Linked DNA regions of Homo sapiens: region 1 is linked to region 2. Evidence: chromatin loops called from intact Hi-C (ENCODE). Cell type or tissue: K562. All regions are shown on one strand. Links, peaks and the distances in the headings refer to the core of each region. The heading gives the core; the rest is flanking DNA. Region 1 has its middle 50 kb from the start of NBPF3. Region 2 overlaps NBPF3 (NBPF member 3).

Region 1 (5,234 bases), core at 235-5,234, 64 kb after region 2:
TGATCCGCCCACCTCGGCCTCCCAAAGTGCTGGGATTAGAGTCGTGAGCCACCGCACCCAGCCTCAAGATAATTTTTAAGACTAACTATGACATGAATCCCAAAACTCCTGTTCCCTGGATGGTGGAAACCAAGAGAAATTACCACGGTGTGGTTACAAGGTCAAGCTCCCAAAGACATAAAACAAGACCTGAGGGAAATCTTGATACGGTTTTGCTCTGTGTCCCCACGAAAATCTCATCTCAAATTGTAATCCCCACATGTCAAGGGAGGGACCTGTAATCCCCACGTGTTGAGGGAGGGAGCTGATTGGATCATGGGGGCTGTTTCCCCCTTGCTTTTCTCATGATAGTGAGTGAGTTCTCACGAGATCTGATGGTTTTATTCGTGTTTGGAAGTTTCTCCTTCGCTCTTCTCTCTCTCCTGCTGCCTAGGGAGGAAGGTGCCTTGCTTTTCCTTCACCTTCCACCCTGATTATAAGTTTCCTGAGGCCTCCCCAGCCATGTGGAACTGTAAGTCAATTAAACCTCTTTCCTTTATAATTTATCCAGTCTCAGGTATTTCTTTATGGCAGTGTGAAAACGGACTACTACAAACCTCATCCAGTTTTTTTTGTTTGCTTCAGGGACCTGCAGCAAAGTTTGTAACTGACCAGTTTTCCAGGCTAGCTTGAACAGCAGGCTTATGGGGTTCTAAGCCCATGTTCTATCATAAGGTACGCCTCTTTATGACAGAACGATATAGAAAGACAAATTCATAGCACAAAGTACCCCTCTTTATGACAGAACGATATAGAAAGACAAATTCATAGCACAAAGTATACAAATCCATAGCACAAAGTATTCATAGCACAAAGTATCATAAGGTACCCCTCTTTATGACAGAACGATATAGAAAGACAAATTCATAGCACAAAGTATACCAGATTCACTACAGTTTAACCTCACAAATCCTTTTTCTCATTAATCAGAACTTTGCGGCCAGGCAGGGTGGCTCACGCCTGTAATCCCAGCACTTTGGGAGGCCGAGCGGGAGGATCACGAGGTCAGGAGATCAAGACCATCCTGGCTAATACGGTGATACCCACTCTCTACTAAAAATACAAAAAATTAGCCGGGTGAGATGACGGGCGCCTGTAGTCCCAGCTACTCGGGAGGCTGAGGCAGGAGAATGGCATGAACCTGGGAAGCAGAGTGCACTCCAGCCTGGGCAATAGAGGGAGACGCTGTCTCAAAAAAAAAAAAAAAAAAAAAAAAAAAAGAACTTTGCAGAGGAGACAGTGATTTTTACAATTCCTACAACCAGTTTGCACAGAGAGCCCACAAGCCTGACCAGTAAGAAATTCTTACCCTTTTGCCTGCATGCCAGGTTTCTGGGTTCCCTTTCCCTGAGTGACCTTAGTGACCCTGCTTGCCACATCATAGCCCTGGGGACCAAGCTGCAACACCAAAGAAAATCATCTTTTTCCTTTTCATGGAACCACAGGCAAAAGTCTCTCAATTTTGTAAGATGCCGTTCAAGGGATTGCATGGGATAACCAAATTAACATTTTCCATCCGGCCAGAGCAAAATACGTGTGACAAAACATAGATATTAACCACTCTGCTTAGCACCCAATATCGAACTGGTAAGGCTCAAACTTGCCCCTGTTTGAGCCCTGTCATCTTTATTCAAAGTGGGGTGGAATGATCTCCGACCAGCAGTTTCAACATTTGGTCTCTGGGCAAGATGGTCGCCCTGAGTAACAGAAAAGATAGGAAAGGGAAAGGAGAGAACGAGAGAGAGAAAAGCATTGCCTGCGATGAGGTGGGGAAGGCAAGGAGCTCAGGGGGTGGGAGAAAGACCCACCCATTGCAGCGACACTGACTCAAAAGTTCAGGCAGCTGCTTGTCAGTCACAAAGGGATCTTTTCCAGCAGACCCATCAGCTCTCAAGTTTCCCTCTTTTGGGGGAGGAAAAAGCTCCCATGTCCTATGGTCCTGTACTTGTCTAATCCTGTCACCCATAGCCATCAGCAAGCAGTGCAAGGCAGATTAATTCAAAGATGGGTTAACATCCCATAATGCCAAATCCTCTTTTTTTTTTTTTTTTTTCTTTTTGTGGAGAACAGGGTCTCAATATATTGTCCAGGCAGGTCTTGAACTCCTGGGCTCAAGCTATCTTCCTGCCTCTCCCTCCCTAAGAGCTAGGATTACAGGCGTGAGCCACCACGCCCAGCCCAAACCCATTTTTTAACCAAAAGGGACTTTACTGAGGGAAGGTCCTCTAACCCTCTAAATATTAGGAAGGACTCTTACCTTCCTAAGTTGGGCCTTGAACCCAAGTTCGGTCAAGCATCCTTGCCTTTTATTAAGAGGGGCCTTTAACCTTGTCTGTCTCAGGAGAAACTAACTCTCCTAAGTTGGGCCTCTCACTCAATTCCATCCTTTACCTGGGTAAAATGTACCCCACCACTTACCCAAAGTCGGATAATCGGTGCTGCAGTCTCTTTCCTTTGAGTTGGGGGTCTCCTCGGTATAGTCCCTTTGTGGTAGCCAAGAAGATGTTACCGGAAGGGTGTCCGGATCTAGACCCCAAAGGAGGATTCTTGGACCTCGCCCAAGAAAGAATTCAGGGCCAGGCGCAGTGGCTCACGCCTGTAATCCCAGCACTTTGGGAGGCTGAGGCAGGCAGATCACTTGAGGTCAGGAGTTCGAGACCAGCCTGGTCAACATATAGTGAGACCCCGTCTCTACTAAAAAATACAAAAATTAGCTAGACGTGGTGGCACGCACCTGTAGTCCTAGCTACTTGGGAAGCTGAGGCAGGAGAATCGCTTGAACACGGGAGGCAGAGGTTGCAGTGAGCCAAGATCGCACCACTGTACTCCAGCCTCGGCGACAGAGCAAGACTCTGTCTCTCAAAAATAAATAAATAATTTGGGACAAGTTCATAGAGTAAAGAGAAAGCAAGTTTATTAAGAAAGTAAAGGAATAAAGAATGGCTACTCCATAGATAGCAGCAGCATGGGCTAGTCAACTGATTATACTTATAGTAATTTCTTGATAATATGCTAAATGAAGGGTGGATGATTCATGAGTTTCCCACGAAAAGGTTGGGCAGTTCCGGGAACTGAGGGTTTCTCCCCTTTTTAGACCATAGAGAGTAATTTCTAGACGTTGCCATGGCATTTGTAAACTGTCATGACGCTGGTGGGAGTGTCCTTTAGCATGCTAATGCATTATAATTAGCGTATAACGAACAGTGAGGATGACCAGAGGTCACTTTCTTTTTTTTTTTTTTTTTTTTTGTAAGCTTTTTCACTTTTTTTTTTTTTCTTTAATTTATTTTTTTATTGATAATTCTTGGGTGTTTCTCACAGAGGGGGATTTGGCAGGGTCATGGGACAATAGTGGAGGGAAGGTCAGCAGATAAACAAGTGAACAAAGGTCTCCGGTTTTCCTAGGCAGAGGACCCTGCGGCCCTCCGAAGTGTTTGTGTCCCTGATTACTTGAGATTAGGGATTGGTGATGACTCTTAACGAGCATGCTGCCTTCAAGCATCTGTTTAACAAAGCACATCTTGCACCGCCCTTAATCCATTTAACCCTGAGTGGACACAGCACATGTTTCAGAGAGCACAGGGTTGGGGGTAAGGTCACAGATCAACAGGATCCCAAGGCAGAAGAATTTTTCTTAGTGCAGAACAAAATGAAAAGTCTCCCATGTCTACTTCTTTCTACACAGACACGGCAACCATCCGATTTCTCAATCTTTTCCCCACCTTTCCCGCCTTTCTATTCCACAAAGCCGCCATTGTCATCCTGGCCCGCTCTCAATGAGCTGTTGGGCACACCTCCCAGACGGGGTGGTGGCCGGGCAGAGGGGCTCCTCACTTCCCAGTAGGGGCGGCCGGGCAGAGGCGCCCCTCACCTCCCGGACGGGGCGGCTGGCCGGGCAGGGGGCTGACCCCCCCACCTCCCTCCCGGACGGGGCGGCTAGCCGGGCAGAGGGGCTCCTCACTTCCCAGTAGGGGCGGCCGGGCAGAGGCGCCCCTCACCTCCCGGACGGGGCGGCTGGCCGGACGGGGCGGCTGGCCGGGCAGAGGGGCTCCTCACTTCCCAGTAGGGGTGGCCGGGCAGAGGCGCCCCTCACCTCCCGGACGGGGCGGCTGGCCGGGCAGGGGGCTGACCCCCCCACCTCCCTCCCGGACGGGGCGGCTGGCCGGGCAGAGGGGCTCCCCACTTCCCAGTAGGGGTGGCCAGGCAGAGGCGCCCCTCACCTCCCGGACGGGGCGGCTGGCCGGGCAGGGGGCTGACCCCCCCACCTCCCTCCCGGACGGGGCGGCTGGCCGGGCAGAGGGGCTCCCCACTTCCCAGTAGGGGTGGCCAGGCAGAGGCGCCCCTCACCTCCCGGACGGGGCGGCTGGCCGGACGGGGTGGTGGCCGGGCAGAGGGGCTCCTCACTTCCCAGTAGGGGCGGCCGGGCAGAGGCGCCCCTCACCTCCCGGACGGGGCGGCTGGCCGGGCAGGGGGCTGACCCCCCCACCTCCCTCCCGGACGGGGCGGCTGGCCGGGCAGAGGGGCTCCCCACTTCCCAGTAGGGGTGGCCAGGCAGAGGCGCCCCTCACCTCCCGGACGGGGCGGCTGGCCGGGCAGGGGGCTGACCCCCCCACCTCCCTCCCGGACCGGGCGGCTGGCCGCGCAGAGGGGCTCCTCACTTCCCAGTAGGGGCAGCCGGGCAGAGGCGCCCCTCACCTCCCAGACGGGGCGGCTGGCCGGGCAGAGGGCTGACCCCCCCACCTCCCTCCCGGACAGGGCGGCTGGCCGGGCGGGGGGCTGACCCCCCCACCTCCCTCCCGGATGGGGCGGCTGGCCAGGCGGGGGGCTGACCCCCCCACCTCCCTCCCGGACGGGGTGGCTGGCCGGGTGGGGGGGCTGACCCCCCCATCTCCCTCCCGGACGGGGTGGCTGGCCAGGCTGAGGGGCTCCTCACTTCCCAGTAGGGGCGGCCGGGCAGAGGCGCCCCTCACCTCCTGGACGGGGCGGCCGGCCGGACGGGGGGCTGACCCCCCCACCTCCCTCCCGGACGGCACGGCTGGCCGGGCGGGGGGGCTGACCCCCCACCTCCCTCCCGGATGGGGCGGCTGGCCGGGCGGGGGGCTGACCCCCCCCACCTCCCTCCCGGACGGGGTGGCTGCCGGGCGGAGACACTCCTCACTTCCCAGATGGGGTGGCTGCCGGGCGGAGAGGCTCCT
Region 2 (5,447 bases), core at 448-5,447:
CTTTTGAGAAATTGTTTCATTGTGTTGTTTCTTATTAGACATATATAAACACACATATATATACACATGCATATATATACATACATATATATACATACATATATATACATACATATATATATATATACACACACACACTCTAAAAACCCTTTGTTGGAAATAAATATGATATCTCCTATATTGTGGTTTCTTTTTATGTTCTCTTAATGTTCCCTGTTTGGAGATAACGATAGATAATCTTCAAAAAGGTGAATATACACACCCACACCCACCCACACACATACATACACACACACACACACACACACGTGAGCCACCAGACCCAGCCTGTTGAATTTATTTATAAGCACATGTATTTAGAAGTTACTTGAAATGAAATTGTATTTTTATTTCATTTTCCAAATGCTCATTGCTAATACACAGAAATACAAAAGACTACTTCTATTGAGCTTATACTCTGCAACATTACCAAACTCACTAATTAGCTTTGGCAGATTTTTGCAGATTTCTAGGATTATTAACATACACAGTCATTATCTGTGAATAAAGACAGCCTCAATTCTTTCTTTTCAATCTTTTCAATACTTTTATTTTTCTTACTTTATTGCACTGATTTAGATCTCTAGTATAATGCTGAATTGAAAGAATAACAACAGATATTCTACTTTTTTATCTGATTTAATAGAAAAGCATTCAATCCCATGCCATTTAATATAATGTTACCTGTGAGTTTTTTTCAAATCTACCCTTAATAGGGTTGGAAGTGTTGCCTTCTCTTCTTATCATGCTGAGTTTTCTGGGGTTTGTTTTTATAAATCATGAAAAATTTTTCAATTTTGCCAAATGCTTTTACTGTGTATGACAAGGTAATCATACGGTTTTTCTCTTTTGCCCTGATAATATATAACATTACATTTTCTAAAATATAAAAAAGATTTCTGGAATCAAGCTAGGACAGTTTTTTTAATTATAAACTTTTAACAAATATATTGAAATATAACTTACATGCAATTGAGATGCATGAAAGTGTATAATCATTAAAGTATATAATTAAAGTGTATAATTTTAAGAGTTTGAGCACAGTATACACGAGTCAAAGAGAAAGGACAGAAAATACTAAGGATGGCTCAGCATATGTGGTCTATCTTGGTGAATGCTCTATGTGAGTTTGAGGAGAGTTATTTGTTAGCTGTTCTTAGATGTATTTTGCTTAAATGTCGACTTGGCTAACTTGTGTCATTGATTGTGTGAATTAATTTTGCTCTAGTGGGCGTAAAATTACTGTCTGATCGATCACTTTGGACTTATGTGGACTGGTTTATGTTTTATTACAACGGATTCATGGAAAGCCCACAGAATTTCCCAAGACCCTCTAATTTGGCAGGACTCAATCACCAATCCACCCCTTTGTGGATTTTGTCAGGGTTTGGCTTTAGGCTTTACCAGGTTGGTGAACAATAGGCCTTATTGAAAAGTGTGACACTTATTCCTAAAGCACATCCATTCTAGTGTCTCAGTTGGATACCTGGGTGCTAATGAGGTGTGCATGAGTTCTTCCCACCGTGGATGGCAGAAACTCCATCATACATTCCCCAACCCTCCTCCGCCTCAAGTACCTCTGGTCCAAACTCAATTTTATAGCAGCCACCCCTCTGTTAAATCTGTTAGTCTTTTCCTTGTGCAGGTACAGTCCAGTCCTTGATAAGGATGCATATGGAACCCCACATAGACTTTGAGAGCTGCACCTTTGATCAGCTGTCTCCTCATTGGTGCCCTGCCCTGCAGATTGCAGTTGCTTCAATGGTCTTGAACTCTGATCTCTGCCTTCTCAGCTCAGTGGGCTGCCCTGCCCTGAGTGGACTCTAGCCCACTATGCAGCTGCTGAGAAATTCTCCCCAAAGAACTAGGAAATCATGGGGCTTCCCCCTTAAGTTTTCTGTTGTACTGCCTGTCGTACACTGCTGAAAACAATTTTACGGTTGTTTATGGAGGCAGGGTTAGTCTGATATGATTTATTCTAACAGACAGAAGCAGAAATCTGTTATACTCTTTTAATTACTGTGTCTTTATAATATTATGGTAGACAGAATCCTAAGATGACCCTCAGTGATCTTTGCTCTTATATAATCACTTCTTCCTGAGTGTAGACAAAGCCACTGAGGAGATGTCACTCCTGCGATTGTGTTACAATTTATGGCAAAAACAAGTTAACAGATGTAATCGAGATCCCAAATCGGTCAAATTTAAGATAGACAGATTATCTGATGAGCTTGACCTAGTGAAGGTGAGTTCCTTGGAGGGACTGAGGACTTCCTGGAGAGATGTGAAGTGCAGGAGGGTTTCCATGCAGGGCGATCCTCCTCTGCTGGCTGGAGGAAGCATGCAGTGGGAACATGGGAGGCCTCTAGGAGCAGCGAGAGGCCCCTGGCTGACAGCCAGCAAGAAAACAGAGATCTCAGTCCTACAGTCACAAGGAACTGAACTCAGCTGACAACCTGAGGAAACTTGAGAGGATGTTCTTCCCCAGAACCTCCAGAAAGAAACCCAGCCTAATTTCAGCCTGTGAGGCCCTGAGAAGAAGACCCAGCGAATCCAGGCCTGAACTTCTGATCTGTGGACACTGCAAGAAAATAAATCATTCTTATTTTACGCCGCTAATGCTTGCAGTAATTTAGTATGCAGCAATAGAAAGTTAATACAAATAAAATGGAGAAGGCTTTGGAGTGGGGACAAGAAGGAAACGGTGGGAGAGGGATGCCTGTATGCTGATATGGTTGACGCCTGTATGGTTGAATTGGGTCTACCATTCCTCATCTAATTAGCTATGGTCTATTAAGGTGCATAGCTACACACAAATATTGGTACTACGTTCAATTCAGAGGAAGAAGATATTGCATTCTTGAGAGTAGACAAGAACACCCTGAATTTGGGGTCACTGTATCATAAGTCATATTATCAGGTCTCTCTAGGAAGGCTTAGAGGAAGATTTCCAGGATACACTTGTGACAACATTGAAGGCTTCCTTCTTCCCCAAAGGGACCCGATCTCCCCTCAGTCAAGAAGCTCCAAGTCTCTGAACTGGATGCCAGGTTATAAATTCCCCCTATACTGACTCCATCAGGCTTCCGTCCTCAGAACTATTGAGTTTATCAGTAAAAGATAGACTCATGGGAGTCTAGGCATTTATTCTCTTATTTGATATAAATCAGTTAATGTGCAGGAACAAAACAGACTTTGAAGAAAGAAAGTCACAGTTGACACAGGAAAACACTTTCAACATCCTCATGAGTCATCATGGGTGTTCTGCTGGGAGGACTTGATAGGAGGCTTTCCTCCTCATGGGCTAGTGCAGATCCAGGGGAAATGTCATCAAGTCCTCCATTCGGAGTGTAGCAGCTGGGGCTGCTGATTCGTTAGGCCTCCTGCAGCTGGAGATGCAAGTAGTGCATTTTCATGGCCACCACAGGTGCCCTTAGTTTAGCATTCTTCAGAGCCAGAATCCAACAAGCCACAGAAGCTCTGAGTATTTCCCTTTCCTCAGTCACCCACATAAATGGCTTCAGGGCCTTCTGGGGAAGGCCTGGAGGAAGATTTACAGCATACACTGGTGGCAGCATTGAAGGCTTCACTCTTCCTCAAGGGATCCAATCTTCCCTCACTCAAGAAGCTCCAGGTATCTGAACCGGATGCCAGGTCATAAATTCCCACTATGGTGACTCCATCAGGTCTCTGTCCTCAGAACTAGAGCTTTTCTAATTATTACTAAGTTGATTTCTTAGTAGATTTCCCATCCATTACATTCCCAGACACCTCACAATGATTCGAATGATTAGTAACCACCACATATCCCTGCCTCTCAAGGAAATCCCTCCCGCCTTATCTCTAGATGGCCAAGTCCCATGGCCTGTCCTCTACTCTTCCAGAACCCTGTTGTTCTCACTGACAGCGGGGAGGGCAAATCCATGCAGCATCTCCCGCCATGACCTCCAGCCTGCAGAGGATGGGTGCCACAGGACCTTTACACGCATGCCGCTGTTCTCCTCACCTGTGCATTTCTTAACGTCTTGGTAAGGAGAATGTCTCTGGATCTTCCTTGATGGGAGCTAAAGGAACAAAGGTAAATAATGCTATGGGACCCACTGAGAACTGGGGCTGTGGAAGAGTGGCCACTGAAGTAATAGACAGATGCAGCTATTGCCAGATACTCAGTGCCAGAGCAGGGAGGGAGAGGGAAGAAATACAGACCTCACCTTCCTCTCACTTCCAGGCTCCATCAGGTGCCCTCCATTGCTAAACCTAACTGGAAGTGTGCATGCAGGGGAGCCAGGAATGCATTCTAGAAGGGACGAGCCCCGAGTGGCATGAGACAGGATGGAAATGAGCGGACAGTGGATCTGTGGGAAGAAGGAGGGGATGTCATGGGGAAACAAAAGGAGAATACTAGCTAATAACGCTAGGTGACACTAATATTCCAAAGTCTGTGCTCATATTCAGAAAAAAAAGCTCAGCATAAAGCACTAACCCAGGAGTCAAGATATTGTACTTTCAACTGTGGTTCCAACAGCTGTATTATAAAGGGCCAGTTTATTTCATGCCTTCCTAATTTGACCTAAAGTGCCAGGTGGCATTGGGGCTGGCACAGCCTTGCTCGATTATGTGTTGAAGATTATACAGAGACTGCCAGGCTGAGGGAAGATGCAAGAGAATAGAAGAGATGCTCTCAGGGAACAAGAGACCACATGGTCCCAGAGTCAGGGGCAGCATCAGCCACTGTCAGCTGCTCATTTTCCCAAAGCCCACAAGCCTCAGCCACGCTTTGCTTCTGCAAGACGCTTCTTCACCTTTTCAATAAACCTGCCTGAATTTAAACTGACGGGGATTTAATTCTCCTTCATCATAAATGAAATTCTTCACCGCAATAATCTCCAATGAATTTTGGGCACAGCAGGCAGGCCCATTTCTGCTTCTGTTCCACTATCTCCCCTGTAGGTTGAAAAGGAGGAGGTACTGAATTACCTCCAAATGTTCCTCTGGCTCTGATATTCTGTTATTCTGGTTCCTTTTCAGCTACTTTGTTTTTGGTAGCATGTATCCTAAGGCATCCAGTTGAACAACCTTTGTCTACTGTGTCCAGGCATTCCTCGTGGTATTTCAGATAAGACACTCTTGGGTTGCTGAACTCACAACCACTGAACCAATTCTATGACCATCTGTTTCATGGCCACATGTTTGCTCATTTTATATGTATATAAAGGGAGGGGACAGACAGCAAACTTGCGTGTTATAAATTGTATCATCTTAAAAAGGAAGCAAGGCAACACTTTGCAATAAAACCTTAAGATGCATGAAATTTAAGCCTAATGCAATAAAGAATGCCCATTAAATTCTTATCTAAAGAATGTTTAGAAAATTGTTGTACAAGGACATCATCATTTAAAGTGATATGA

What was found. A loop is a pair of places that touch in the nucleus more often than their neighbours do. Peaks named below come from ENCODE experiments on the same cell type or tissue, not always from the same donor. Only the 100,000 strongest peaks of a DNase experiment are listed, where the experiment ranks them.
Region 1: a loop joins it to region 2, with 2.3 times the contacts of the local background. A loop is called at or near these places in 1 of 110 quality-filtered maps.

What each region holds. Positions count from the first base shown.
Region 1 is chr1:21,387,850-21,393,083 of GRCh38, reverse strand. No RefSeq gene overlaps it. Among named protein-coding and RNA genes, the nearest start is that of NBPF3, 50 kb to the left of the region's middle. In K562, for the core only: no CTCF peak of the experiment used is centred there; a DNase peak (open chromatin) is centred at 3,093.
Region 2 is chr1:21,452,029-21,457,475 of GRCh38, reverse strand. All of the region lies in intron 2 of NBPF3 (NBPF member 3), which reads right to left. Among named protein-coding and RNA genes, the nearest start is that of NBPF3, 15 kb to the right of the region's middle. In K562, for the core only: no CTCF peak of the experiment used is centred there; a DNase peak (open chromatin) is centred at 3,315.